Linked DNA regions of Homo sapiens: all the other regions are linked to region 1. The links are chromatin loops, found by intact Hi-C in ENCODE. Cell type or tissue: endothelial cell of umbilical vein. All regions are shown on one strand. Links, peaks and the distances in the headings refer to the core of each region. The heading gives the core; the rest is flanking DNA.

Region 1 (10,181 bases), core at 3,242-7,241:
AGACCACCCAGGACTCCAACAAAAGGAAATGCTCCTCCTGCCGCTTGCCACCATTCATACATATTCCATGTCTTCCTTTGCCTGAAGCCTTCTCATAGGCCTGCTCTTTTCCTGATTAATTTTTATATTGAACTGGGCTCATTCAGTTGCAAGTGACAGAATTCCAATACACATTAACATTCAGGATAAAGGGAGTGATAGGGCACTGCCGATGGGCATGGAAGCCAGCGACTCTTGCATTCTCAGCTTTCTCTGTATATTTTCAGCTCCCGGTGCAATGGTTTAATTTTCTCCTTCTATAGAAGTGGAACTCCAGCCAGTAGTAGGAGCAGGAGAGGGGAATGGAGGGAGTTTGTCTCAATTTTATGTCACTCCAGTTTACTAATTCCAAAGGAAAAAAGAAAAAGGTAACTTTCCCTTTCAGTGTTACCATGAAAACGCCTAGCAAGGACTATTATGGGCTTAACTTGGATCTCTGGTCCCTGCTTAGACTAATTACTGTGGTTGGGGAAGGGGCCCTATGATTGGCTATTCCTAGGTCATGAGCCCACCCCCAGGCTCAGTGATTGACAGTCCCACAAAATGATTGACAGCCACACAAAATCTAATTGGAGCAGAAAAGGAAATCTCCAAAGGAAGGAGTAATATTCCTTCAATAAGAGTGGAAAGATGTTGGGCACAGCAAGACAACAGGTGCCTTTTAGGATTCCTACTCAACCACTAAGGCTCAACTCAGGTGTCACTTCTTGGTACTGCCCATTCCTGTCCTTTCTATTGGGTTATGTGTCCCTCTCCTGGCTCATGTTACATTTTGGCTGTACTGGTGTACCCTATTAATTTATAATTGTCTATCTATGTGTTGGTCTTTCTCACGAGACAGTGAGCTCTTTGAAGGTAACCACTGTGGCCTATCCCATTTGCATATCCTGCTTTGCAGCAGATAATGGAAGTTCCAGGAATGTTTTCAATAAAGAATGAATGAAGACAATCACAAAATGGCAGCCAATCCTCTTGAGTTAAGAGAAAGGGGAAAGGAACATAATAAAAGTAAAAAGTACCAGATTTGGTGGTAAATGCTTTATGTTAACTAACTCATTTGATTCTCACAACACTTGCAGAAGGTATTACTCTTTCTACTTTACAGGTAGGAAGCTAAAGGTTAAGTTCCACAAGCTTACATGGCTAATAGCCTTCAATATCATAATGAGTACTTAGGTAACTAAAATCTAGACCAGTTCTCTTTCGGCTACGCTCGCTTTCTTCCCCCACCTTCTCCCCTCTTCTTCTGGTTAACAATGAACTCATGTAACATAGGGATCTTCTCTTTTCACTTCTCAGTAATTTGGACACTTTCCCCCAATAGATTGTTTTATTTTACCTAAAGGTATTCCCTGATCAGCTTTGTATCTTTCATTTGCTTCTTTGTAAAATCAGAGGGTTGGCCGGGGGCAGTGGCTCACGCCTGTAATACCAGCACTTTGGGAGGCTGAGGCGGGCGGATCACGAGGTCAGGAGATCGAGACCATCCTGGCTAACAAGGTGAAACCCCATCTCTATTAAAAATACAAAAAATTAGCCGGGCATGGTGGTGGGCGCCTGTAGTCCCAGCTACTCGGGAGGCTGAGGCAGGAGAATGGTGTGAACCCGGGAGGCAGAGCTTGAAGTGAGCCGAGACCACGCCACTGCACTCCAGCCTGGGAGACAGAGCGAGACTCTGCCTCAAAAAAAAAAAAAAAAAAAAAAAAAAAAAAAAATTCAGAGGGTTGATGGAAAGACTCTGTAAAATCTTTTTCAGCAACAACATTATAAAATTATACAAATTAAATTAAGCCAAGAAAAATTTATAAGTAGGATAAACTCAGCGTAGACTGTGTTTTGTTCAGTTTTCCCCGAAGGTGGTGCTCTGGGTTTCCCATCCTCCACCCTCTCTGCGTCTCTTCCTTCTCTTTTTGGCGCTTCCTTTATTCTCCCATTTTGATCAATCAGTTGCTCTTCTCTGCCCAACAACTTAGTGCTTTTATTTTGCCCTTAGCTTCTTTGGATTCCACATTTCAGCTCCTGTATTCTCAATATTCCTGTCCTCCTTGTCCTCTCATCATTAAACTTTCTCTTCAGAGCCTCATTTCCTCAGAACTGGGCCATGCTTCCTACCACCTGTGCAGGTTAAATTGCCAGGAATAGTCCTAGGGTTTTACCAATTGTAGGTAACCTCCAGGGTGGTCCGAATCGAATGAAACACTTGAATTCAAAGAGATAAAGCTAATCACGGGTATTTCATAATTATGATTGATTCAGTATGGATTTTTTTTTGGTAGGGCAATTTCTTGACCCCTCCAATCATCCAAAGTGGCCTATTTAAGGCCAGCACCCCAGGGCACAGGGGCTCAAAGTGTGGCTCCTCAGCTATTCTGATCTAAAGCTAAGGCATGTTAAACCTGCAGCTTCCTGGGCCCCACCAGGCCTAGTCAATCAGAATTTCTGGGGAATGGCAATCAATCTGAATTTAAAATATATTCTCTGGGTAATTCTTGAGTGCATTAAGTTGTAAGGAACTCAGCCTTTGTACTATTTATTTTCTAAAAGTTTCATGTGCTATTATTTTTTGTTTCTTCAATTCTATTACAAAAATTTATATGATAAAATTTTATCAACTCGCACACATACTAGACGTTTGACTGAAGAATTTACCAACAATACTCAGCAAAAATCCAGTATCTATTACACACAAGCTCCAGATTTATACTTTTTTTACCTGAAAAATATAAGAAAGGCTAAATTCCCTAAACTTTCCTCCTCTCTTAAATGCTTGTATGTGGGGCTTTAATTATAGTCAATACCAAAGGTAAAGCTAAAGGAGTGTCTTGTTTTTTTATACATTGTGTATTTTCCCCTGTTTCTACTGTTTAAAGAAAAACTGCATTTATATAGTCTTGCACAAAGTTTAGTAGCAAATGTTTTCCTTTTGGTTCTTATATTAGGATGCAGTTCCCTGTATGGGAATAATATTTATGTGAATCATGTCTATATACACTATACACACATATACATATATCTTTATATATGAATCTATATATACACTACTCATATCATAATTTTCTCCTTTGTCAAAGGCTTTCTATCCTGCAGTGACACTAACTCCATTTTCCTTAATTTTCACAGTTCTGTGGTGACAGCAGGGCAATTCTGACTTTGGGTTACCAGTAGACCCAGGGCCACATTCCTATTATTCTCTCCAGATGTTCTACAGCGATCTGATCTTTGGGATGAGCAGACAAAACCCCACTGAGCATCCTTGTTGCAGGCCCATTACCTTAGAGGCCTGTCTCCACCGTGCCTCACCTAGATTCTCTGGATATAAAGGAAGATCACACTGTGCTTTATGGAAATATAGCCCTCTGTGGTCAAGATCGCCCACCAAATGTGGTTTCCCTACCAAATAAAGAAAGTGTTGGGGGACAGGACCAGCACAGGACCAGCTTGAGATCTCTTGATCGTTCCATCAACAAGAATTCCGCCCTCCCTCCCTCCCTTCCTCTTCCTTCCCTCCCTCCCTCCTTTATTTCTCTCTTTCTCTCTTTCTTTCTTTCTGACAGTCTTGCTCTGTCACCCAGGCTGGAGTGTAGTAGCGCCATCTTGGCTCACTGCAACGTCTGCCCCGGGGTTTAAGCGATTCTCATGCCTCAGCCTCCTGAGTAGCTGGGATTATAGGCATGTGCCACCACGCCCAGCTAATTTTTGTATTTTTAGTAGAGACAGAGTTTCTCCATGTTGGCCAGGCTGATCTCGAACTCCTGACCTCAGATGATCCACCTGTCTCGACCTCCCAAAGTGCTGGGATCACAGGTGTGAGCCACTGCACCCAGTCAACAAGAATTTCTTTAGCCTCTTTTGCTCATTACCTACAAAGAGCATCAGTCTCTGCCTGGAGAGAAGGGCTAGAAACAGATAGGGCACAGGTCCCCAGGTAACTGGCTGTAAGCCACTATGGCTGATATGCGGGGCAGGTCACTCCTGCACAGAAGGTGGCTTGTTGGCCTCCTGTTCCATCTCTTACAGGCGTTGAGGAAGCTCGACTAAACATCTCCTCACAGCTTACAATCCCAGAAATCATAGGACCCTAAACGTGCGTTTTTCAAAATTTTTGAGCTAAAATGATGTATTACTTTGTAAATTGTGAAAAGTGTCACAAATATTAATTTAAGTGACAACATCATCAAACACTCCAATGTGGCCTTATTATCTATTTTGAAGGAGAAAATCTGAGTTTCATCAACTCAACCAGGATACAGTGAGTGATAAGCAACTTTTGGTGTCTGCAAAATGATCAGTTAAAAAAAACCTGGGGGCTGGGCACGGTGGCTCATGCCTGTAATCCCAGCACTTTGGGAGGCCCCGTCTCTACTAAAAATACAAAAAATTAGCAGGGCGTGGTGGTGGGCGCCTGTAGTCCCAGCTACTAGGGAGGCTGAGGCAGGAGAATGGCGTGAACCCAGGAGGCGGAGCTTGCAGTGAGCGAGATCGCGCCACTGCACTGCAGCCTGGGCAACTGAGAGAGACACTGTCAAAAAAAAAAAAAAAAGAAAGAAAGAAAGAAAGAAAAAATCCTGGAGTCCCTCTATGTGACCATACTCAGCTAGCACTTGATCTGTTCTTTTCTTATGGCATTTATCTCCCGGATCTTGTATATACTTACTTGTTTACATGTCTTATCTCACCTACTACATTCCAAGTTCTTTAAGGGTAAGATCACTATCAGATTTATCTTTGCTTTACCCACAGAACCAGCAAACCTGACAGCCCTAAACTGATGCTTGTTAAATGAATGAATGAAGTGAATGAATAAAATCATACCCATTTCAAGTTAATCCTTTGGATTTTATTTGGCTTATACGTAGAAAATCATCAAAAGGAAGGAAACTGTCCTAGAAACCTTACAAGGAAGAGTCTCTTTTGGGAATCTCCTACCTGCCCCCTCCCTGGAGCACTTAGGGATGGATGGGGGAAACTTTCACTATAACAAAAGGCGAGTAAACTCTTTCTGAAAATTAGTTTAAGGCCCCTAGTGGTTTAATCTTTACTGCCGCGTAAATTAACTCAAATATTAAGCCAGCAATAAACCGGCGCTCCAGTATCAACCATCCTTTTCTCTGTTAATACGAACTAGGAACTCAGGTTGCTGTTTTCTTTCCCCTCCCACGTGTGCTGATCGTGTAAAAGAATCACAGGAACACACGAGCAATGAAATGTGTAAATAAGAAAAATGCACACACATCACGAGCTCATTTCTTCCCAGATATTTTTTGGTCAACCTCTCAAGCTTGGAACAGGCTCTATAACAGATGTGCGTTTGTGTGTGCATATTGGAAAACAGAAAAATAAGGTCAGCGCAAACACTACTTGTAATACAAACTAATGTAAGAGAAAACTTCTTTTTCAATATTAACAACGACACTAGAGAAATAATGTAAAATAAATATACGGTTGGAACTAGGGGTAAAAAAAAAATCAGCAACGTCAGCAAACTGAGATGGGGTGAGTTGGAAGGCAGATTGGAATTTATCTCTTAAAAAAATATCACCCTAACTAGAGACCTGTTTTGCCTAAGGGGACGTGACTCACATTTTCGGATAATCTGAATAAGGGGAATTGTGTCTGCTCGAGGCATCCATTCTGGTTCGGTCTCCGGACTCCCGGCTCCCGGCACGCACGGTTCACTCTGGAGCGCGCGCCCCAGGCCAGCCAAGCGCCGAGCCGGGCTGCTGCGGGCTGGGAGGGCGCGCAGGGCCGGCGCTGATTGACGGGGCGCGCAGTCAGGTGACTTGGGGCGCCAAGTTCCCGACGCGGTGGCCGCGGTGACCGCCGAGGCCCGGCAGACGCTGACCCGGGAACGTAGTGGGGCTGATCTTCCGGAACAAAGTTGCTGGGCCGGCGGCGGCGGGGCGAGAGCGCCGAGGGGGAGCCGGAGCGCTGCAGAGGCGCGGGCCGGAGGGCTGGCGCTGATCTGCACCCTTCTCATCTGGAGAGCGGACCCCTGGCTGCCCGGAGGCGAGCCCCTTCCCGGGGGGTGGGGGCGGCAACGCGCGACCCAGCGGTCCTGCGCCCCACCCTCCCTCCTCCGCCTCCAGCGCTCGGCTCCAACAAAGGGGCAGGCCCGCAGCGGGGAGGAGGAGGAGGAGCCGCCGAAGGAGCGAGCCTCTCTCGCGCACAAAGTTGTGGAGTCGTTTTTCCTCGGAGCAGGGAAGCGGGCAGCAGCAGCCGGCCGCGGGCTTTCTCCCGCCGAGGGGCGAGGAGGAGCCTCTGGCTCCAGAAGCCGATTGGGGAATCACGGGGAGCGGCGCCCCCCTTCTTTTGGGTCATTTCTGCAAACGGAAAACTCTGTAGCGTTTGGCAAAGTTGGTGCCTGCGCGCCCCTTCCAGGTTTGCGCTTTGACTGTTTTGTTTTTGGCGGAACTACCAGGCAGGAAGATTGCACAAGTAAGGGGCGTTTTCAGTCGGGTGTCAATTTCTCTTTCTTTCTTTCTTTTTTTAAAATTTCGGTTCGTGTCTGCTTCTCCAAGCTTTATTTTTTTTTTTAAATACATCGCACCACCAAACTAACACTCGCACACACCCCCGCGGTTACTCCGTGTCAAACTCCTAGAGGAGCCCTTGGCCAGCTCGGGGTGCGGCGGTGGCGACCGGCAGGCGAGGAGGCCCGCGGGCAGCAGGTAAGCCCATGCATTATTGAAGCCTCGGGCTGGTAATGTGACTACAGCCCCCGAGGGAATGGGGCGGGGGCCGGGAGGAGGATGGCTCTTTCTGTGGTTCTTCCGCCTGGGATCGGCGTCCCGAGCTGCTTCCCAAGTCCCAGAGTCGAAGATGGGAGTAACTTTTGCGTGCCCTTTCCTCGGGGCCTCAGTTTAGCTCCCCGCGGTGCGAGAGAGAATGCCGGAGGCGTGGAGAGCTCGGGCGTGGAGGTCCTTGGGATCCGTACTAGTTGTGAACGATCCAAACTTATCTGACCAGCTCTGTGCTGCCTCCCTGCTCCCCTAATCTTCCTCCCCGCCGGGGTGACAGAGTCGCCCTCCGTGCATCGCGCGGTGCAGGGCGCTGGGCCAGTGATTTGCAAGAGGGGACGTGGCCTCTTAGGAGAGTCTGTCACAGACACCCGGGCCCGGGGAAGGCGGGGCTCCGGCGGTGTCCACAGGAGAGGGTGGGCAGAGGGTGGCTGTGTGGTCGGCGGCCAGCGGAGCGCTTCCCAGCCAGCCGCCCGGCGGGGAACGTGCTTGACCTCTGGGTGGTTGCTGCTCCCAAGGGTGGGGCTCCGGAGAGTGTGGCGCGATCGCCAAGCTCCCTGGCAGCGGCCCTGGAGAGACTGAGGGGACAGGAGGAGGGGGGCGCCCCATTGGTGTGTAGTCCCGCGCAGTCGCCGGCTCTCCTTTTCCGGACTCTGGGGATCTCTTGCTGCAACTGACAAGGTAATTCATGCCCCGCTTTGGCCCGGGGTCCGAGGCTGTGGTTGCTCAAGGCCACTTAAAAACCAACAAAGCACCAATTGAAGGCTGTGCAACTTTCAGATGGCAGGTTGTTCAAAGGATTTTTTCCTCCAAGCCTCAGATTATGAAAGGGACTCATTCCAGTGCGTTTTTCGAGGAGGAGGGAGAAAACGTTGCCCGACCTCCGAGAGAGCTGTGGGACCAGCACTTTATTTTACAAGGAACTGCAGAGCTCGGGTTCTAACTCCACGGCCCCGCTCTCTGAGGTGTTCAGGACAGGGCCTCCTCTTTCCCAGCCTTCAGGTCAGCCGGATCACCAGGGCCTTGCGGGCCAGTTCCCCCTGCCGCGGTTGGGAGGGTCAGTGCAGCGGTCGCCGCGGCCAGAGCGCGCGGAGCTCGGGGGAGGCCGGATTCCCTAGGTCTGAGCCGACCCTCCCGGCCGCCCGGCCGGGCGGCAGCGACCGCATCCATTCCTTTGTAAGTTGCACCGGCCTCAGGAAGTCGATCTGGGCCCTCCCGGTTCGTTGGCGGTGGGCGTGGGAGACGCAGCCTGCGGATAGCTCAGGGTCAGGGGAGAGGTGGAGGAATGCGAAGCTTGTGGGTAGTTCTGCGGTGACGGACAGGGTTGGCGTGGAACCATTCCCCGCCCCTTTTACCAGCCTTTATGGGACCGATGAGACAACTCTTTAACTCTCCTTTGGGTGTTTACCTAAAATTTATTGGCTCTGTAAACAGTATTAATCACAGTAGTATTAACCTTCCCTGGAGCGCTTCCGAGTGTAAATGGCAGTTCTTGGCACTCACCGTTTTCTTTTACTGTGTTTCAAGCAGAGCAGCAAACTCTTGTCCGCTTGGCTTCCTTTTCTACTATCTCAATCGTTCCTAGGTTTTGGTTCCTATAGTAAATTAATGAATAGTGTTTGCATTACACAGCATTTCCATCATAATGCACACTGTTGGATATATATGTGCTATATACATAAAATATAGTACAAAATAAAAATTATATACATATATTCATTGTATAATTCCTAAAATCTTAAAAAATTGAAACATTAGTTTTGTCTTTAAGGCTGTCACCTTATGTTTATTTTTTAAACACCTTATGTTTATTTCATACACTCTTGCTTGGTGGTCCATATGACAGCCGGAAGCGTTCTGAAGGGAGAGTTAGTGAATATCGACTTGACTGGATTGGTTTCAGTAAGAACATCTGGCTTTTACAGAATATCATTTGAGGGAAGGGAAATCTAGGGCAGAGGTAACAATAAATTGCATTTGTATAGGGCTTGAAGCTTCTAAAGCAACATCTCATTCATTGATTCTCAGTTTCTCACCTAGCCTTCTGTGAAGATGGTGTTCCCTCCATTTTATAGGTGTGGAAGACGGAGGGTCACACTGGGATGCATTGTTCGTGGTGAAACTTTGATTCTGTCTCCTGAGAACCAAAGATTCTGCATTTGGCAATTAGAAGGAGTCATCCTTTGCCTTAAGTGTACTCAAATTCCTCTGGCCATTAATGGCAAGTAACCTCAGTGGCTATCACTATTTAAATAGCCTTCTGTTATTCTTCTTTCTCCCCATTTTCCTCTGTACTCTGATCACCTTTTCTGCTGTATCTTTGCAACCTGTAAGGGATTTTCATTATCAAGAAGAGAAAAATTTGAAAAATCACCTTGAGGAGAGTGGCAAGTGAAACATTATAGTGAAGAAGTGTTACTGATAATGGGCAAATGGAATAAAGTAGTGTGTAAACAGTTGACTTTTCTCTTTTATGGGTGAATAAAGGCTTTGGGTAGCATAGAAGTGGAGATCTTGGCTAAGACCAATAGTGAAGAAAAGCATTAGACTTACTGCTCCAAAGTGATACACTGTAGTTCTTTCCAGGAAAGAGAATTTTTCCCTGGGCAAACTTAATTTTCCATGATAAACTTTTATAGACATTCTTCTGAACAAAGTTTTTGATTCTTGAATATAATAAAATACACTTAAGAATTTAGCAAATCCTTTATAGTTATGTACTTGAATGAAAGAATGTAATCATATAATAATCCATAAATTTTTAGCAGTAGTAGAGCCTATAAAAAATGAAAAAAGTTTTTTAGACTCTCATAAAATCTGTCAGATTGATGATCCAATCCTTTATATCCAACTCTCTCTCTCTCTCTTTTTTTTTTTTTTTTTTTTGAGATGGAGTCTCACCCACTCGGTCGTCAAGGCTGGAGTGCAGTGGCAGCGATCTTGGCCCACTGCAACCTTTACCTCCTGAGTTCAATCAATTCCCCTGCCTCAGCCTCCTGAGTAGCTGGGATTACAGGTGTTTGCCACCATGCCTGGCTAATTTTTATATTTTTAGTAGAGACAGGGTTTCGCCATGTTGGCCAGGCTGGTCTCAAACTCTTGACCTCAAGTGTTAGCCAGGTTGGTCTTGAACTCTGGACCTCAAGTGATCTGCCTGCCTCAGCCTCCCAAAGAGCTGGGATTACAGGCATGAGCCACCATGCTGGGCCCAACTCTCTTTTTGTCATCTCCGCTTATATAACTCAGAGGCATTTCAAGCTCTGCAAATCCAAATCACATTGATGATTCCTTTCTCCCAGCCTGCTATCCTCAGTGTTGCCCAGCTCAATGACTCACACTTCACCTAATTGCCTAAGCCAAAATTGGGGAGTCATTTTGCACATTTTGCACATTGGATATGAATCT
Region 2 (10,181 bases), core at 3,978-7,977, 66 kb after region 1:
GTTATAATCTCTGTCATAGGAACATGAATAGAGGCCCTTAGTTGTGACTATTAAAAAAACAAAAAACCTGCCTAAGGAGTTTTCACTGACTACAAAGTGTAACTTCCTCTCTGGTGTTTAGAGGAGGTGGGGTTAGGTTTAGTCAGATCCTCTCATGGGAAAAATAAAAGCCACCAAAAAAAAAAAAAAAAAAAACCCAAAATAACACAGGACATCCCAGTGTGCAGTTCGAAGGCTGCTTTTGTTGTCCACTTCCTCCACATCTTTTTCCTCATCATCTAAGCAGATGTAGGTGATGAGCGGCCTGGCAGCCACCACGTTTCATTGGAAAAAGTGCAGATTGGATTTGCCAGGGCATGTAGCTCTCCAGGCTTGCAAGCGATTACCAGGTAAGTTTGTCAACTTGCACGACTCCCAGCCAGTGAGGTTTTCTTAAGAAACGTCTATGAAGACAGGGTTCTTTCATTCAGTTTTGTTAAGTAACAAAGCTTAGGACCAGGCTGGTGACGGGAACAGACAGCCTGTCTTTCCTGCTGCCACGTCTGTTGTGGACCCTCAAGAGTAGAGACCAACGCTGTCTGCTTCACACTTCTCTTCAGGAAGTGATAATTCACCAGAGTTATTAGTTTCTTTGGAAGAAGCCTTCCAGGATCCCTATATTTGTGGTAGCAAATATGCTTCACTTTACCTCCCTGTATTTTCAAAATAGCTTACTCTGTGCTGTTTACTGCCATCTAGAGAAGAAGCCTCCTTTGTGGTGTTGAGTATTGGTAGACCTCATCCCATATTGTATTTGATTTACTCTGTTGGCTAAAAAGGCATTTTACTTCTTGAAATATTTAGTTTTGACCTGAGAAAGGGGAGAATAAAACGTTTGTACTTTGGGGGACAGTATGAGTGCTGGGGTTTCTGTTTCAGTGCAGGCTTGTCTATGAGACATGCATATGCATAACTTCATGCAGGGAAAGTGTCGTGCACTTTTCTCTCGCTGAAGTTTACTTCCGGGGTGACTTAGTTTTTCTGATCAGTTTAGATGTTCATATCTTGTTTAATGTATACATGTGTGTACTGGTTGTATGAGCTTTTGGAGGGGAAAAACCCCAAGTGATGTGTTTTATTCGATCATACATATCATGCATGAATGTTGTCACTATGAAAAAACTTTGAGACTGGTTGGTTTTCTTTTTCAATGTTTTCCTTTCTTGTGGAATTACTCTTTCCCTCTTAATGTTTTCCTTCTTAGCTTCAGTGAATGAGGTGGTAAGGGGTTGTAGCGTTGTCTCTGCAGAGCAAATTCAAACCAAAATGATTGGAGCAGCCCATATTTTCTTAGTGAATTGGGTTTCTTGAACAAGTGGCATAGGAGACTGGTGTGCTACAATTCTCATCATTAACTGTTACTTCTTTCTTAAATAACCATGTGATCCCAACACAACATCAAAATACCTCTCAGGGACCTGAATTAAAACTCCACGCGGGCCAGGCACAATGGCTCATACCTGTAATCCAAGCACTTTGGGAGGCTGCGGCATGAGGATCACTTGAGGCCTGGAGTTCGAGACCACTCTGGGCAACACAGGGAGATTCCATCTCTACAAAAAATTTAAAAATCAGCCAGGCATGGTGGCATGTGCCTGTGGTCCCAGCTACTTAGGAGACTGAGGTGGGAGGATAGCTTGAACCTAGGAGTTTGAGACTAGTGAGCCACGATCATGCCGCTGCATTCCAGTTTGGACAACAGAGGGATACCTTGTCTCAAAAACCTGCATAGGGGCAGCAATTGCAGGCTTGTGGCCTTTCGAAGATTTCCTTTGATTGTCACTAAATCCTCTCTCTTTCCCCACCATTAAGAGTCTCTGTGGTCAGCTAGTCTTCATCAAAGGGTCTTGCTACAAAGGGTCTAGGGTAACCTTAATGATTGAAATCAGAAGACAGCTAGAAGAAAAGTACAAACAAACCTTTAAATAATAAGCAGGCTTTGGCCGGGGGCGGTGGCTCACGCCTGTAATCCCAGCACTTTAGGAGGCCAAGGCAGGCGGATCACCTGAGGTCAGGAGTTCTAGACCAGCCTGGCCAACATGGTAAAACCTTGTCTCTACTAAAAATACAAAAATTAGTCGGGCGTGGTGGCACGTGCCTGTAATCCCAGCTACTTGGGAGGCTGAGGCAGGAGAATCACTTGAACCTGGGAGGTGGAGGTTGCAGTGAGCCAAGATCACACCATTGCACTCCAGCCTGGGTGAAAGAGCAAAACTCTGTCTCAAAAAAAAAAAAAATAAAATAAAAAAGCAGGCTTTTAAATGAGTAGCTACAGTGTTAAATATATTTAAATGCTGTGCTGGTTGAGTTCTGGTTCATTTAGATAACATTCTTTCCTGCCCTATGACCAATCAAAAGGCTTTAGGAAAATAGCATTTTTAAAATTAAAATGTATTTCAGTGCATGTTATTTTAATAAAAATAGAAAACCAATGTGTACATGATTTCCAATTTCACAAGGGCCTAGATTCTCCTCTCATCAGTTGCTATTGAACTGATTTTTTTGTGTGTGTCCATAGTGTAGGCTCTTTAGTCATCTTGTTAGAAATAAGGACATTAAATTTAATGTTAAAAATAATATTTTCAGCCAGGCACAATGGCTCATGCTTGTAATCCCAGCACTTTGGGAGCCCGAGGCGGGCAGATCACCTGAGGTCAGGAGTTCAGGCCAGGAGCCTGGCCAATGTGGTGAAACATCGTCTCTACTAAAAATACAAAAATTAGCTGGGTGTGGTGGTGGGTGCCTGAAATCCCAGCTACTTGGGAGGCTGAGGCAAGAGAATCGCTTGAACCCGGGAGGCGGGGGTTGCAGTGAGCTGAGATTGCGCCACTGCACTTCAGCCCGGGCATCAGGGCGAGACTCTGTTTAAAAAAAAAATAGATCTCTATCTCTATCACTATCTCTCTGTCTATCTATGTATCATCTATCTATCTATCTATCTATCTATCTATCATCTATCTATCTATCGATCTCTATCTTTATCCAGCTGTATCATCATTTTCACTAGATGCTAACAATAATATAACTGAGATAAACCAAAGTTTCAAAACAAGCTTGAAAATGTGAAATGAATAATTTGGAGGCGGGACTGGCCATTTAGGCATCTATGAAGGCCCAGATGACTCATGTCTGGAAATTGCCACTGCTCAGGAAACCACTCCTGGGAGCCCTGCTCGTTTTGCCATCCTTCCTGCTTTCTTGCCTGCTGACAGGACTCTATGTCAGCTGTTTCCTTTTTAGATGGAAGGGTTAAAAGATTCACTACTTGGGTCCCCCATTAGAATCACCAACATGCTTGTGCCCCACAGTCAGAGATCGTGACTTGATTGGACTGAGGCCCTGCTCTGTAGCTTGTCAAAAGCCAGCCAAGGGTGTCCAATGTGGAGGGTACAGGGGAATGTATTCGTCCCCCACTAGACTGAAAGCTCCATGGGAGGGAGTAGAGGCAGCTTTGTTACTGCTGCCTCCTAGCACCTGAATGTGTGCCTGATGTGCAGAAGAGGCTCAGTAGCTGCTTGTGGAATGAATGAATGAATTAGTTCCTTTGAGTAACAGGAAGTTGGAAGAAGATTGGACAGAGGCTTAGTTATGGTCTTTGCTGATGTAGGAGAGTGTGCTATGTTAGGCTGAACAGTGGCTGTCATCTTGGAAGACACTCCAGGAAAAGGTCACAGGGGAACAGGTGGCTGATCTGGGGGAATGCTGAACAGACCTCTCAGAAGAGACAAGGCTCCAGGGCAGTGGTGTCCTTATGAGGCAAGGCAGGTTGAGAACTTTGGGAAAGAGAATTTCATCAGGGGCTGAGTGTGTGTGTGTGAATGTGGATGTGAGGCCAGATGGGGACACTCCTGGGAGAATCTCCTGAACTGTGGCTTATTCTTTGTTTTTTTTTTTTGTTTTTTTTTTTGAGACTAAGTCTCGCTGTGTTGCCCAGCCTGGAGTGCAGTGACACAGTCTTAGCTCACTGTAGCCTTGACCTCCCAGGCTCAAGTGATCCTCCCACCTCAGTCTCCTGAGTAGCTGGGACTATAGGTATGTGCTCCCATACCTGGCTAATTTTTAATAGTTTTTCTGTAGAGATGGGATCTCACTATGTTGCCCAGGCTGGTCTTGAACTCCTGAGCTCGAGTGATCCTCCCTCTTGGCCTCCCAAAATGCTGGGATTACAGGCCTGAGCCACCATGCCCAGCCGTGACTCACTCTTAAAGGAGCTCAAGTCTTTTGTGTTGGAACTCCAGGAGGTTGACGACCACACTCATCTATTCAGTCAGCATTTGCTAGGTACCTAGCACACGCCCAGCTCTGGGGAGGTATGGGGATATAAAAATGAAGGTGATTTGATTCTTCCCCCGTGGAGGTTAGGACCTGGAAAGGATGGTGTGTGAAGTGAATGCTAGGTTTGCTGGTGGCTGAAAGGAAGGAACGTTGTCATCTTTGTCATATGTTAGGGATTGCCAGACCCACCAGTTGACTATATCCAAATAAAGGAACACAGAATTTGGAGTGATCACAGGGCAGTGAGATTTGTCTGGGAAGATATCTTAGGACTCGTGAATTTTTTGCAGATCTTAATAATTATAGAGAAAATGAGTAGGTGGTTAGGAAGACCAGGTAACTATAACTTACAGAGGTGAGAGAATGAGAATTGTTAAGTTGGGAGAAAAAGAGTAGAAAGAGCGACATGTGAAAGAAAAGAATCGGCCGGTGCGGTGGCTCATGCCTGTAATCCCAGCACTTTGGGAGGCCGAGGCGGGCAGATCACCTGAAGTCGGGAGTTCAAGACCAGCCTGACCAACATGGAGAAACCCTGTCTCTATTAAAAATACAAAATGAGCCGGGCCTAGTGGCGCATGCCTGTAAACCCAGCTACTAGGGAGGCTGAGGCAGGAGAATTGCTTGAACCTAGGAGGCAGAGGTTGTGGTGAGCAGAGGTTGCGCCATTGCACTCTAGCCTGGGCAACAAGAGCGAAACTCCATCTCAAAAAAAAACAAAAACAAAAGAAAAGAATCTTGGGTGGAGAAAATGAGAAATGGGATTAACATGGTACTGAGCAGTTCTTTTTTTTTTGTTTTGAGACGGAGTCTCGCTCTGTCGCCCAGGCTGGAGCGCGTGATGGGATCTCGGCTCACTGCAAGCTCCTCCTCCCGGGTTCACGCCATTCTCCTGCCTCAGCCTTCCGAGTAGCTGGGACTACAGGCGCCCGCCATCACGCCCGGCTAATTTTTTGTATTTTTAGTAGAGACGGGGTTTCCCCGTGTTAGCCAGGATGGTCTGGATCTCCTGACCTCGTGATCCGCCCGCCTCAGCCTCCCAAAGTGCTGGGATTACAGGCATGAGCCACGGCGCCTGGCCCTGAGCAGTTCTTTAAGGGATGAGACTTGGCCCTCAAGATCTGGGTTTCCATTACCCCTGCCATCGTCAGGGTAAGTCACTGAACCTCTGAGAAGGGGACTCCCAACCAGGAGGATCACAGGATCTCCCAACCAGGGAGGATGCCCCGGGAGAGTGTGGTCAGGATTCATGATGTTACACATTTTAAAGTTCTTTGCAAGCTATAGTAATAGTTCCAGGTAAATAAATGGAATAATAAATTCTGTAAAAATTATAAAAACCTAGTCTGTTGATAATGGGCTCTTTTAGGTAGAGTCTAGGGTAGGAAATCAAACATTATATTCATCATGGTACTTGAAATATATTTAAGCTGAAGCTGTGCACTCCATCATGTTTTTGATATATTTTTCCTTGGCATTACTTGAAAGGCATGCTCATGAAACTGGATTTGGATCTGTTTCATGTTTTCACTTGCGTTCTCTGACCCCTACTTAGAGGGCACCAGGTGCTTCCTATTCTAACCGTTTGCAAATTCAAGACTTGGTTGGAGGGCCATTCAGGGGACTGGTGTGGGGTTAGATAGGATCTGGACACAGCGACTCCCTCGCTCCTGCTCCAGTATTTTGACCTTAATTTGAACAGTTCAATGAACTGGCAACTGAAGTCGTTTTTTCCCACTGAACTAGACCTTTCATTGTTTTGCAGAGGAAGATGACTCATAGCCAGGTTCTACCATTGTGCTAAAGTGAAATTTTAGTCTAGGACTAAAGGAACACAGGCCAAACTTTCTGTCTGAGCTGCAGAGTATTGAAACTTAGATTGTGAGCTGGGCAGGAATTCCTGTGGCCCTCTGTGTGGAGTTGCTCTCAAGGAAAAGGAGCATTTAAATACGTTTTTGACTCCAAATTTAATTTTTAGTAATATAGTTCAAATGTCCTTTAAAATATCTTAAGTAATCAGACTGTTTTCTAAAAAAAAAAAAAATGTAATGCAAAATGAAAATTCTACAAAGTAGAAAACTGTCATTTCCTTCCTCTCTCCAAAACCATTGTTAATAGTTTCGTTTCTTCTGCTACCCTTGTTTTCTATGAATGTAAAAATGTATGCCTCTATGGGTGAGCATGGCTTTTCTTTTTTGAACCAAAATTGAAACCATCCTGATTTAGTGGCATCCCACTTAAAACATTATTAAAAACTACCTGTGTACATGTATCTTCGCTTACTTGGGCAATTGCTGGGGCAAATATGCTTTTACTGTTAAATCGTCATCTACAACAGATGACATGTAGAGAGATGAAATGTAGTCTATAGTTGTTTGAACTTGCATTTCTTTTTTTGTGGAACTGAACTTCTCTGCATATGTTTATTGGCTCTTTGGACAAATTCGTCAGTGATTTGGCTTTTCATGCATTGCTCATTTTCTTTTGTTGCTTGGATCCCTGACTTTTATACTCTTAATGATTCCAAGGGAAATTCCTACAAAATGGCAGATTTGGGAGGACTTATTTGAATTTCTTTTGAGTTCTAAAATGGTTAACTGCTACCTTAAAAGATAGATATTATTTTCAGATATCTAGGACAGAGGTTTGAGTCTTTGGACTTAGATTCTATAGTATTTTCTTTCTTTTTTTGGCTGATATGGAAGACGTCATCATCCCAAACTGTGCTGAGACTAGTAGTTATTTAGATACACTATTTTATTACATTTTCGTATACTGATAAATTATTTCCATATGGATGGTAAGTCCCAGATTTATTTATGAAAAAAACCATTTTTTATATATTTTATGGAACATGGAGTTAGCAGAAAGATGCTGTGGAGTTAGGCTTAAAATTAAGCCCTAACTATTCTGCCTCCTGTTTTGGGGCTGTTGTCAGTCTTTAAAGGTACATCTTTGTAAAATTTTTTGAACATAACTTGACAGATTGCAAGAAGGATTATAATAAATGGTGTCTGTTTGTGTTAGAGTATTTCAAGTCAGTACAGGAAAAAATACATTTAGATGCTAAGTGAAGATAAGACATTAGTTTAAATGAGGCCCCGTATGCACCATCATATTGAAAATTTACCAGTGTGTCCTCGTCCTTCAATTTAGATTCGTTAGTGATTTTTCACATCAAAGCATTGAAGCTGTAATTCTATGTTGGGTTCATTTAACCACAGATCCAGTAAATGGCAGGAAATAGAGAGCTATACAGGACAGCAAATGGCCTGCAGTTGTGTGGAGGATATCTTTGTGGCAAGATGCCCCAGATGTTTTGCTGTTTTCAAAGTTTGCTATCATTTGTTCAGAAAGGTTTTCATTGCTTGCAAGCAAGCAGGCAAGCAAAGGAAAAGGGCACGCAGCCGCCTCCCCTATGATTCTGTGCTCTTTGCCTTTGATGCCTTATATAAAAAGCTTTATTTAGTCTGCAGAGAGGTTATTTCTCCAAATAGAGGTGAACTGTCATAGTAGTCTGGAAACGTGATAGATTTCAGTTGAATGCCGCTGATCCAAATACTCTGAAAGGCTGGGCTGTGTGGCACTTGTAAGATAGGCACCTTGCACAGATTCTTCCAGGTCACTTGCACATATCGCCAGTAGAAATACCTCATCAGATAGCGATCCACTTGGCACTCTGAGAAGCAACTCCTATCACACCGACACTGCTACTTTTCTCCTGGCTCAGCCAGTCTCTTGCTGGGAACCTGCTGCCAGAGTTAGTCACTTGGCTTCTGCCCTGGCCTATTTTCTTGTTGACTTCTGGATTCTGTGCCTTTAGCTTCTCCTTGGACTCATTGGCCATTACTCTCTTTCTGGTGTTAGTAGCTCCTAGACTGTGTTTGACAGAAGAAATTTATTCCCCTAGCAAATTCACTTTCTACTGAGGTAACTCTAACCCACCCATGCAATCTAGCATCTGCCAATACTCTGAGACCCACTGATTGTTAATCAGTATTTATTATCTAACTCTGAGTAACGAGTGTTATAGCAGGAAAAGTAGAATCTTTTTTGTGTGTGTACGAATGTGGTTTAAGGGACTTTTGGGGATAGAGGAGAAATAAACACCTTGAAATGAATTATTATATTTTACCTTTGCCCATGTGAATTCTTTAAAATAATTATTAAATTCTCACTTTGCTTATATGCATTAAAAATTTCATAGTGATGGTATTTAAAGAGGGAGGTTATGGACATTTTGCAAGTTGGTTGAGGCAATAGTTCTCATTTCCCTTTTCATGTCCCACGGGACATGTCATATCTGTCTGCCTCCCTCCTATGCATTTCTCCTGCTGTTGCAAGGAGAATCTTATGTTTTATGATGAAAATTTATTTGGTGACTAAGTGAAGTGTGCACTATTCTTTTAAAAAGTCCTTGAGATTGCATTCTGTATATTTGCTGAATTTGTTACTAGGCCTTACGCTGCAACATTTCTGAGTAATCAAATCTAAATAAAAATAAAAGGTCGTTCAAGGTAAATCTATGTCTTGATTACTGAAATAAAGTATTGACATTTATTTCCCATAATTTGGGAAGTTATTCAGTAAATAATATTTGCCTGGTGTTTTATAATGAATCATTTTTATCATATTGGGTTTGTGTTAGGAAGACTGTCAGCATTGATTTTCCAGTAGTTTTCTAAATTTTCTCATCTATTTATGTTTCTTCTTCTTCTTTTTCTTTTTTTCTTTGAGACAGGGTCTTGCTCTGTCAACCAAGCTAGAGTGTAATGGCATGAGCTAGGTTCACTGTAGCCTCGATCTCCGGGGGTCAAGCAGTCCTCCCACCTCAGCCTCCTGAGTAGCTGGGATTACAGGCATGTGCCACCACGCTCAGCTCATTTTTCGGATTTTTTTTTTATTTGGGTAAGAGTCTCGCTCTGTTGCCCAGGCTGGAGTGCAGTGGTGCGATCTCAGCTCACTGCAACCTCCCCTTCCCAGGTTCAAGCGATTCCCTTACCTCAGCCTCCCGAGTAGCTGGGACTACAGGCGCATGCTACCATGCCTGGCTAATTTTTTGTATTTTTAGTAGAGATGGGGTTTCACCGTGTTAGCCAGGAACGTCTTGATCTCCTGACCTTGTGGTCCACCTGCCTCTGCCTCCCAAAGTGCTGGGATTTTAGGCGTGAACCAACGTGCCCGGCCCTTCTGATTTTTTTTTTTTTTTTTAAATAGAAACAAGGTCTCACTATTCCCAGGTTAGGGTCTTGAACTTCTGGGCCCAAGTAATCCTTCTGCCTTGGCCTCCCAAAGTGCTGGGATAACAGGCGTGAGCCACTGTGCCTGGCTATTTATGTTTCCTAATTACTGCAGTGCTCATGTTTCTGTCAGCTTCAACTATGCCACACATGACTAGGAATTAGAAATAAGAAAACAGTAACCAGCCTGGCCAACATGGCAAAACCCTGTCTCTACTAAAAATACAAAAATTAGCTGGGTGTGGTGGTGAGTGCCTGTAATCTCAACTACTTGGGAGGCTGAGGGACGAGAATCGCTTGAACCTGGGAGTCGGAGGTTGCAATGAGCTGAGATACTGCCATTAAACTCCAGCCTGGGCAACAGAGCGAGACTGTCTAAAACAAACAAACAAACACACACAAAAACAAAAACAAAAAAACCAAGGAGCCAAAAATAAATGACTCAGTGAACATTTATTGAGCAACTGTGGTTTGCTGGGTGCTGCGGTCGTTGTTGTGAAGGTGCTGGGATGTTTTAAAGTTGGTTTTAAACTTAAGGATTCTACTTACTGGCAGCCTAGAACCACTGCATATGCCTTGCAGAGATGATGATGGACACTTGTGTCCTCACCTGTGCAGTGCAGGCACATC
Region 3 (10,181 bases), core at 4,164-8,163, 130 kb after region 1:
ATTTATCTATTTCCTGACCAAAAAAATTGGGTCTATTTTGTTTTAAGGAGACACCCTAAGGGAAGGGAAGGAGCAGTGTACCTGCCTCTCCTTTATATATATTGAACAAAGGAACTTTGATTTTATTTACCTTTACACTATCATAATCAGTGCTATTACCAGTGCCTCACCCTAGTCTCATGGAAGCCTATCTTTTGAAGGACTGCCTTCTTCAAACATTTCTACTGTATTGCCAGTTGTGTATACATGGAATAAGCTATATTGTTTCCTGAGTTTGCCTACAGACCTTGCCTGGTATGCATAAAGAGTCAGAGCTTTTTATTTATTTATTTATGTTGTTTTATTTCCATAGGTTTTGGGGGGAACAGGTGGTGTTTGGTTACATGAGTAAGTTCTTTAACGGTGATTTGGTGAGGTTTTGATGCACCCATCACCCGAGCAGTATACACTGTACCCGATTTGTAAAATTTTATCCCTCACCCCCACTCCCACCTGCACCCCCCGCCCAGGTCCCCAAAGTCCATTGTATCATTCTTATACCTTTGGATCCTCACAGCTTAGCTCCCACTTATGAGTCAGAACATATGATGTTTGGTTGCCCATTCCTGAGTTACTTCACTTAGAATAATGGTCTCCAGTTTCATCCAGGTTGCTGCAGATACCATTATTTCATTCCTTTTTGATGGCTGAATAGTATTCCATGGTGTGTATATGTGTGTGTGTGTGTGTGTGTGTGTATATACACACCACAATTTCTTTATTCACTCATTGATCGATGGGCATTTGGGCTGGTTCCATATTTTTGTAATTGCAAATTGTGCTGCTATAAACATGCATGTGCAAGCATCTTTTTGGTATAATGGCTCCTTTTCCAAATGCCTACCTCTGATGGGCATTTGGGCTGGTTCCATGTTTTTGCAATTGTGAATTGTGCTGCTATAAACATGAGTGTGCAAGCATCTTTTTTGTATAATGACTTCTTTTCCTCTGGGTTGATACCCAGTAATGGGATTGCTGGATCAAATGGTAGTTCTACTTTTAGTTCTTTAAGGAATCTCCACACTGTATTCCATAGTGGTTGTACTAGTTTACATTTCCAGCAGCGTTCCCTTTTCACTGCATCCTCGCCAACATCTATTGGTTTTTGATTTTTTGATTACAGCCATTCATGCAGGAGTGAAGTGGTATGGCATTGTGGTTTTGATTTGCATTTCCCTGATCATTAGTTATGTTGAGCATTTTTTCATATTCTTGTTGCCCATTTGTATATCTGCTTTTGAGAATTGTCCATTCATGTCCTTAGCCCATTTTCTTTTTTACTTGCTAATTTGGAGTCAGAGCTTATTCAGCCTCCAGCCCTCACCTGATTGTCCGTGGAGTATGCTAGTGGCCCCTGCCTCTGGCCGCCAGGTATCTGAGCCCCACAGTGGTTTCTTATCATCCCAGATTTTATCATCACTATACCGGTAACTTACCAAAATCGAGGTAAACATTCTGTTACATGTCTGTATGACTTGTGATTCCCTGAAAGATATTACTTGGTTTGGCATGTGTTTTACAGTATTTTATAGTTCTGAAGGTAGGTGCACATTTACTGATTCGGAGTGTTCTCTGCACATTTACAGTAAACACTGTAAATCATTGCTCTGTAGTTAATGAGGCATACTCTGTGATGACCAGCACCATCTGTTTCTCTTGTCTTTCTCTCTTCCTCTTCTTCTCTCCCTCCCTCCTTCCAAGCAAGCTTCTAAATGGAATCTTTTTCAATTCTTAGCAACTTATGCTGACCACCCAGAATTCTTAAAGAGGACGGCTGAGAGATCTGCAGTCACTAATTGTTTAAGTGACTGGAGCACATTTTGCTGGTTTTCTGTTGTCGAGGTGTGGAAGGAACTCATTAGGCATTATTGCAGTGCCCTCATTTTACTTTCAGTCTTCTCTGTGGAAAGCAATGCTGTGTTTGTTCTTTTACCACAGAGTTGAATCATAAAAGTAAATACTACATATCATACAGTCTTCATTTCGTTGATTCAACTACACATTTTATAATTGAGATGAACCTAATTTTATCATTTTGCTTAATCTTGACTAGAGACAGCATTCTTTTTAAAACATCTATTATTTGTTTTATGCAGTAATACATAAACTTTGTAAAAATTAGATAAATCAATAAATCCAAAGAAAATTGTTCAAACTACTTTTAATTCCACTACCAAGAGAAAAAGTGTAGCATTTTGTTGTATAATGGTTTAAAAATGTATTATCATATAAATATATTATCATTAACTAAGATGATGTACATAGTGCTTACTGATGCATTATTGATTATTAAGAAATTGAAAAATTACAAGAATGTAAAAGATGCTACATTTGTGTCAGTGTTGAAATTGGGGTTCATGAGTTAAAGATTCTAATTTGAAAAGGTTTAGAAATGTTGCATTAAATTATTTCTTTTTGAATTTTTAAATTAACCAACTTCTTGCAAAAAACAGATGAGGAGGGAGAGAGAGAGACCATAAAATTTACAATGTTATCAGATGCTTGGGCATCATTTTGAACTATCAGGGGCATCAGATTAATCTCAAATTAATCTGAGGAGAGTGTGAATATATTATGGTATATACACTATATATGTTTGTGTGTGTGTGTGTGTATATATATATATATACACACACCATACACACACACACACACACACACACACACAGTAAACAATGGGACTGGTAATTGAATTAACTAGAGTGTCTCAAATCCTGTTTTGAAAATAGGGTGTAAATAAATAATAGAATAATCAGTGTCGAAGGGCTCAAATTTGTTATTCGTTTGTAAGATGACACTCATCAGACATGTTACTTTTGAAAGCATTTAAAATCTGTTATCTTCCAACTGTTTTTATTATATGCAGTTATAACTTGATTGCTGATAATGGGTTTAGGTAAGTCATAGGACAGATTCTGTCTCCCTGCTGTATCTGTTTCTTTGTACAATTTTGGCAGCACCAAGCTAGATTTGCAAATTCACCTTAACGTGTTTGCCATATTATGTTAGTACTGTTTTTTGTTTAAATCTACAGTCATGTGTCACATAAGGATGTTTTACTCATTGATGGACCACATATATGATCGTGGTCCCAGAAGATGATAATGAAGCTGAAAAATTCCCATAGCTTAGTGATGCTGTAACTGTTATAAGGGCATAGCACAATGCCATTTACTCGAGTGTATTAGTCTGTTCTTATGCTGCTACTAAAGACATACTCCAGACTGGGTAATTTATAAAGGAAAGAGGTTTAATTGACCCACAGTTCCACATGGCTGGGAGGCCATGGTGAGAAGCAAAGGAGGAGCAAAGTCACGTCTTGCATGGCGTCAGGCAAGAGAGAGAGCATGTGCAGGGAACTAACCATAAGATCTCATGAGACTTGTTCACTATCATGAGAACAGCACAGGAAAGACCCACCCCCATGATTCACTTATCTCCCACTGGGCACCTCCCATGACACGTGGGAATTATAGGAGCTACAATTCGAGAGTTGGGTGGGGACACAGCCAAACTGTGTCATCAGGTATTTGTGGTGATGCTGTTGTAAACAAACCTACTGTGCTTTCAGTTGTAGAAATGTCTAGCACATACACTTATGTACAGTACATAATACTTGGTAGTGATAACCAACAACTGTGTTACTGGCTTATGTATTTATTATAAATTTATCATTATTTAATTAATTTATTTATTTTGATATGGAGTCTTGCTCTGTTGCCCAGGCTGAAGTGCAGAGATACAATTATGGCTCACTGCAACCTCTACCTCCCCTGTTCAAGCGATTCTTCTGCCTCAGCTTCCTGAGTAGCTGGGATTACAGGCATGTGCCACCACGACTGGCTAATTTTTGTATTTTTAGTAGAGACGGGATTTCACCATATTGGCAGGCTGGTCTCGAACTCCTGATCTCATGATCTGCCCGCCTTGGCCTCCCAAAGTGCTGGGATTGCAGGTGTGAGCCACTGTGTCTGGTCCATTATTTTAGAGGGTACTCCTACTCATTAAAAAAAAAAAAAGTTAACTACAAAACAGCCTCAGGCAGTTCCTTCAGGAGGTGTCCCAGAAGAAGGCATCGGTATCATAGGAGATGACAGCTCCATGTATGTTATTGCCCCTGAAGACCTTCCAGTGGGACAAGATCTGGAGGTGGAAGACAGTGATATTATTGATCCTCACCCTGTGTAGGCCTAGGCTAATGTGTATGTTTGTGTCTTAGTTTTTGACAAAAAAGTTTGAAAACTAAAAAAATACAGTTTTAAAAATTGAAAAAGCCTTGTAGAATAAGGACAAAATGAAACAGAATATTCTTGCACAGATGTGTGATGTGTTTGTGTTTTAAGCTGTTATTATAAAAGTCAAAAAATTAAAGAAATTGAAAAATTTATAAAGTAATCTAAGGTTTATTATTGAAGAAAGAAAAATATTTTAAAAATAAATTTAGTGTAGCCTAAGTGTACAGTGTTTATAAGGTCAACAGTAGTATACAGTAATGTCCTAGGCCTTCACATTCATTTACCACTCACCCAGAGCAATTTCTAGTCCTGTACGCACCATTCATGTTAAGTGTCCTATACAGGTGTACTATATCTTTTTTTTTTTTTTCGTTTGAGACAGCGTATCTCTCTGTTGCCCAGGCTGGAGTGCAGTGGCGCAGTCTTGGTTCACTGCAACCTCCGCCTCCCAGGTTCAAGCGATTCTCCTGCCTCAGCCTCCTGCGTAGCTGGGATTACAAGTGTGCACCACCACAACCAGCTAATTTTTATGTTTTAGGAGAGATGGGTTTCACCACGTTAGCCAGGATGGTCTCCAACTCCCAACCTCAGGTGATCCACCCGCCTTGGCCTCCCAAAGTGCTGGGATTACAGGCATGAGCCACTGTATCCAGCCTAAAATCTTTTATATCATATTTTGACTGTACCTTTTCTGTGTTTAGATACATAAATACTTACCATGTGTTACAGTTGCCTGCATTATTCAGTACAGTAGCATGCTCTATAGGTTTGTAGCCTAGGAGTGATATGCTATACCATCTAGCCTAGGTATATTGTAGGCTATTCCATCTCGGTTTGTGTAAATATACTCTATGATGTTTGCACAATGATGAAATCACCTAAGGATGCATTTCTCTGAATGTATCCCTGTCCTTAAGTGACTCATGACTGTATTTGGAATCTGAGTGCCGTGAAGTCAAGAGCTGCTTTCACCAGCCTTGATTTTCGCATACTGTATGACAGAAAGTAGGCACTGATCTATCTCTCTACTGGAAAATCCAAGGCCCAATTCTGCATCTGATTTGTTATTGATACAAAGAATTAGAATTTCACTCTTTTAAGAAATCCAAACTGCACTTTCTAAATCTTACTTTCTTATTCAATTTTTTGTAGATTTTTTTCTATTACTACTACTATTGCTGAAAAACATGATCTGTGGTAGAAATATTAATAATTGTGCTTTGAGAGTATTGAAGTAGGGTAAGAATAATACAGTATCAGATCAGAGAGAGGGTGGGACCAGATCTCACAAGATTTTTATTTGGAGTTTGGATTGGATTTGCCTGTAATGGATGCCCATTAGGGTAAATCAGGGAAATTGACACAATGTGGTCTGCACATTAAAATTGGAATTATTCTGGCTCTTACGTAGAAGCAAAGAGATCAGTTGGCTGGAGCTGGAGTTCAGGCAATAGATAATGGCGGTTTGGGCTAGAGTTGACACAATGACCATGGTAAGAAGTGGTCATGTTTGGGATGTGTTTTTGGAAGTGGAAGGACAGGGCTGGTGGGTAGGTTAGAGGTGGAGAAGAAGTGAAAGGAAATGAATCAGGAATGACTCCTTTGTTTTTGGCCTGAGCAAGAGTCATTATTTCTTGATATGTGATGTATTTGCAATTAATCATATTCTGTAGTCCGTGGATGTGTGTGTGTGTATGTGTGTGTGTGTGTGTGTGGGTGTGTGCATATTTGTGTGTGGCCTTTCTCCAGAGTTGACCAGTTCCTTAAGGCATTCCTCTTTGATTAATCCTATATTTCACCTATATGTGGTCATGCTCTATGCAGAAATTGCTCATCGGTCACCCTATGACCTGGTGTGCCTGTAGACAAGATCTATTTGTTTAGCACAGTGTTTTAGGAAATTACAGTTACCAGGAGGTTATACATATAAATTCAGATTTCCACCTTCTTTTTAAAAATGAGAAGTTCTGCCCACAGTGAACCTGAATTCCCATATGGCCACCCTTAGCTAGAACTGAGCAGGAGCTGCCACTTGAGCCTGCAGAGCCAGCTGATTCTCCAGATGTGCCTGGGGCTCATCAGGTTTGCTTCCCTCACATGTGTCATCACTGCAGTTGTTTGCAGCCCTTGCTCCCCGCTAGACCCCCCTGGCTTCTCCCCTTGCATTGTGCTGACCGTTCGCCTTTGTGCTCTAACATTTTAAAATCCAGCAGCAGTAGTGTCCCAGCCGCAAGCATGAGTGCTGGTCTCACTTGTCAAAATGGTGATGGTAGAGGGAGATGAGACTTGGGGACAGCCAAAGCTGGCCACGCCAGGGCTGTAGTATCTGTCATCTAGAGTTGTGTCATGTGGTTGTTTACTTTTTTTAAAGTTAAATGTGACCCAAGGCTTATATACCCTTCAAGTTCAAGACTGTTCATTTATACCATTTTGTATTTATTGGAAAACTATGGAAACTCTCTTGAGAATAAGGAGAATGACCTGAACTTGGCATTTCTGCAGGGCCAAGCACAAAGGAGGTATTCACTAAATATTTGTCCAAATGCATTATTCAACTGTATTCTCTTTGTCAGAGAAGTCTCTGCAAATGAGTCTTTGCAAAGATTTCAAAATTGAAATAAGAGGTTAACTGTCAGGATGAATCAGTTTTTATTTTTATTCATAGATGACTTCTGACATTTCCAAGCTGTTTCACAGAGTGGATCCCAAGTTTACAGCTTGTGATACCAAAGCACCAGACACGCTTTAAAGTGGTGTACTAGAAAAAAAAATAGTCTGCATTTTGAATTCATCAAAATGTAGTATATATCTTGTTGCTCTCTTTGGGGGGCCACTAAATATATCCCACCCACTCCAGTGATTAAATATTTTTTTCCCTACATATCCCAGTCCAGTGATGAAATATTTTCTTCCCTATCTGTCCTAGTCCTGTGTCTTCATAATTTTAGTAGCAGTATAGCACAGATGTTGAAAACATAGATTTAGAGCCAGATTTTGTGGTATCAGATCCTGGTTCTGCCTCTCATTTGTTAAGTCACCTCCACATCAGTTTCTTCGCCTGTAGAATGAAGAAGATGATGCTGTTTTTCTCGAAATACTATTATAAGGAAATAAATAATACATCTAAATAATACAACTAAATCTTTATAAGTCTCTTAGAACATATGATACATAGTAAATGCTTGCTATCATTATGTCTAAGAACATTTCATATTTCTACTGCCTGTTTCCGTATGGCCTATGAGCTGAGAATGGTTTTTACAGCTTTAGGTGGTTGCAAAAAAATCAAAAGAAGAGTAATATTTTGTGACATGTGGGAATTATGTGAAATTCAAATTTTAGTGTCTATAAATAAAGTTTCATTGGAAGATAGTCATTCCAATTGGTTTATTTGTTTATGTATTCTCTATGGCTGCTTTCACTTTACAACAAAAGGTAGTTAATTGTTTTTGAATGAGATATGTTCCTGCAGGTCATCATATGACATATTAATGAAACCTGAGACTTGTGAGATCTTTCTCTGTGAATTGACACTACCATGTTCTCATGTTCAGGGCCTGCTTTTGCCTTCCTGCTTGAGATGAAGAAGTGCTTAGTTGTTGTCTCAGTCCTTTCAGATATTGTTGATATTTTATTACACTTTTCTGCCAATAGAAAACACTAAAGTTATGCTTGTGATATAGTCACATCAACCATTTAATGAACATCTGTCATCTTAGTTTAACAGGTAAACAAATAGATGCAGAAAGGCCAAGTAACTTGCCCAAAATTCTATGGCCAATAAGAGGCTTCTTGTTTACAGATGAGGTCATTAATGGACATCCATAATTATTTATAATATGAATAAATATTTATATTTCTTTTTTTTTTTTTGAGATGGAGTCTCGCTCTGTCACCCAGGCTGGAGTGCAGTGGCGTGATCTTGGCTCACTGCAAGCTCTGCCTCCCAGGTTCATGCCATTCTCCTGCCTCAGCCTCCCGAGTAGCTGGGACTACAGGCGCCCGCCACCACGCCCGGCTAATTTTTTTTTTTTTTTTGTATTTTTAGTAGAGACGGGATTTCACTGTGTTAGCCAGGATGGTCTCGATCTCCTGACCTCGTGGTCCGCCCGCCTCGGCCTCCTAAAGTGCTGGGATTACAGGCGTGAGCCATCGTGCCAGGCCTGTATTTCTTTTATATAATGCTGTTTTTGTTGTTGTTGTTTGTTTGTTTGTTTGTTTTTTTGAGACAGAGTCTTGCTGTGTTGCCTAGGTTGTAGTGCAGTGGCATGCAGTCTCCATCTCCTCTGGGTTCAAGCAATTTTCCTGCCTCAGTCTCCCAAGTAGCTGGGATTACAGGTGTGCACCACCACACCCAGCCAATTTTTGTATTTTTAGTAGAGATGGGGTTTTGCCACATTGGCCAGGCTGGTCTCGAATTCCTGCTCAAGTGATCCTCTCGCCTCGGCCTCCCAAAGTGCTGAGATTACAGACATGAGCCACCGTGCCCAGCCAGTTGTTTTATATTATACTATTTTTTGGAAAGTGGAGAGTGGATTTGAGAAGGGTTTCAGGCTGCCCAGGTGTTATATTAGCTGCCCTTGCCATCATCAGTATTTTCTAAGATCCTTTCTATGCCTATATAACCCCATTTGTTTCTCCCATGCGCTTTACCTATATAATATATTTTTGCTATGCCTAAGACCTGAAAGTGAATTCGGTTATTTGTTGGCTATTTTGCAGAATTGTACTTCTGGTTGGGTGGGGGAGGGGGATTAGACGTAGGCAGGTGACGAAGGCCACTTCTGCCCATTGCTTTTACTGACAGTGGGTAGCAAGTCCTCAGGGGACTTTCCCCTCAAGGGGAAATTACCCCTTACCCGGCTTCCTGAAGTTCTGCCTCTGGAAAGTGGCCCCTGCATCTTGCACATCTCTGTGTTATTTTGATTGATGGAGAAAATCTCTTTGTCCCTGAATCTATCGCTGCCTGTGAAAAAGGCAGCTGGGAACAGAAAAGCAGCTTTGTTTCAGATATGAATAAGTAACAGTGTATTCTTTACTGATTCTGTGGTGAAAATTTACTGCACTTTCCCTCATCTGAAGTATATGAATGATGAAAAAGGCACATGCTAAAAATTATGAGTTGGCTATACCTAATACCTGTTTAAAAACAGATAGAGGGAGGGGAACAAGGGTTGAAAAACTACCTACTGGGTACTGTGTTCACTACTTGGGCAATGGGGTCATTCGAGACCCAAACCTCAGTGTCACACAACATACCCATGTAACAAACCTGCATATGAACTCCCTGAATCTGAATGTTTTAAAAGATAATTAAATTATGCCTTGTAAAAAACTAAATAAAGTCTAGTTCAAGGGTCAGCTCCTGTCTGAAGCCTTTGCCCACTCCCTGGCTTGCAGTGGTCTTGGGGTCTCTCTCTCCTCTGTGCTTCTATAGCACTGGCACACTTTTCTATTCCAGACCTTACACATCGCACTGTAATTGTTATTTTCTAAAAAAGAGTATCACTTCCACTGAATGGTAAGCTGTTGAGTGTGCAGAAATATGGAATCTTTATTCATCTTTGTAATTCAGGTCTCTTCAGGTACACACACTTGTGCGCACACAGACACAGACACACACACACACACACACACACAATAAAAACAGATAAGGAATCACGAGGGAAGGAAGGAAGGAATAATGCCAAATTTTAGGAAACTTCAGAATGGCTCCTTCTTCCCCCTCCTCCATTTCAAACTCAGAGTAAAGTTTTGCTTCATATGAATGATATGTATATATTTTTTAAAGTGAGAAATGAAGAAGATAAAAGAAGTATTGGTTAAAAAATATCTATTATTGACAGGAAGTGGGACTGTTCATCTCTGTGGAGATTTTATTATATAAGGCAGTAATTCGATACAAGA

Evidence for each region. Hi-C counts contacts between places; a loop is a spot of excess contacts. Peaks named below come from ENCODE experiments on the same cell type or tissue, not always from the same donor. Only the 100,000 strongest peaks of a DNase experiment are listed, where the experiment ranks them.
Region 2: it touches region 1 in a loop (5-fold over the local background); 34 of 110 quality-filtered maps call a loop at or near these places.
Region 3: a loop joins it to region 1, with 2.4 times the contacts of the local background. A loop is called at or near these places in 25 of 110 quality-filtered maps.

What each region holds. Positions count from the first base shown.
Region 1 is chr6:144,279,115-144,289,295 of GRCh38, forward strand. It overlaps UTRN (utrophin), which reads left to right and starts at 6,221. Exons shown (of 75, transcript NM_007124.3): 1 at 6,221-6,707. LOC124901418 reads left to right here and starts at 7,384. Exons shown (of 1, transcript XM_047419641.1): 1 at 7,384-8,840. The coding sequence starts at 7,557. The coding sequence ends at 8,165. RefSeq lists an enhancer at 5,591-5,660 and silencers at 5,791-5,850, 6,061-6,160. In endothelial cell of umbilical vein, for the core only: a CTCF peak has its summit at 5,077; DNase peaks (open chromatin) are centred at 5,227, 5,837, 6,227, 7,207 and 1 weaker place; H3K4me3 peaks cover 2,393 bases; H3K27ac peaks cover 2,121 bases.
Region 2 is chr6:144,343,916-144,354,096 of GRCh38, forward strand. The region is part of intron 2 of UTRN (utrophin); the gene reads left to right. Among named protein-coding and RNA genes, the nearest start is that of SNORA98, 57 kb to the right of the region's middle. RefSeq lists enhancers at 1,119-1,619, 1,620-2,120, 5,264-5,373. In endothelial cell of umbilical vein, for the core only: no CTCF peak of the experiment used is centred there; a DNase peak (open chromatin) is centred at 5,986; H3K4me3 peaks cover 217 bases; H3K27ac peaks cover 4,000 bases.
Region 3 is chr6:144,410,085-144,420,265 of GRCh38, forward strand. The region is part of intron 3 of UTRN (utrophin); the gene reads left to right. Among named protein-coding and RNA genes, the nearest start is that of SNORA98, 9.5 kb to the left of the region's middle. RefSeq lists an enhancer at 1,361-1,530. In endothelial cell of umbilical vein, for the core only: no CTCF peak of the experiment used is centred there; DNase peaks (open chromatin) are centred at 5,227, 5,947 and 7,797; H3K27ac peaks cover 2,192 bases.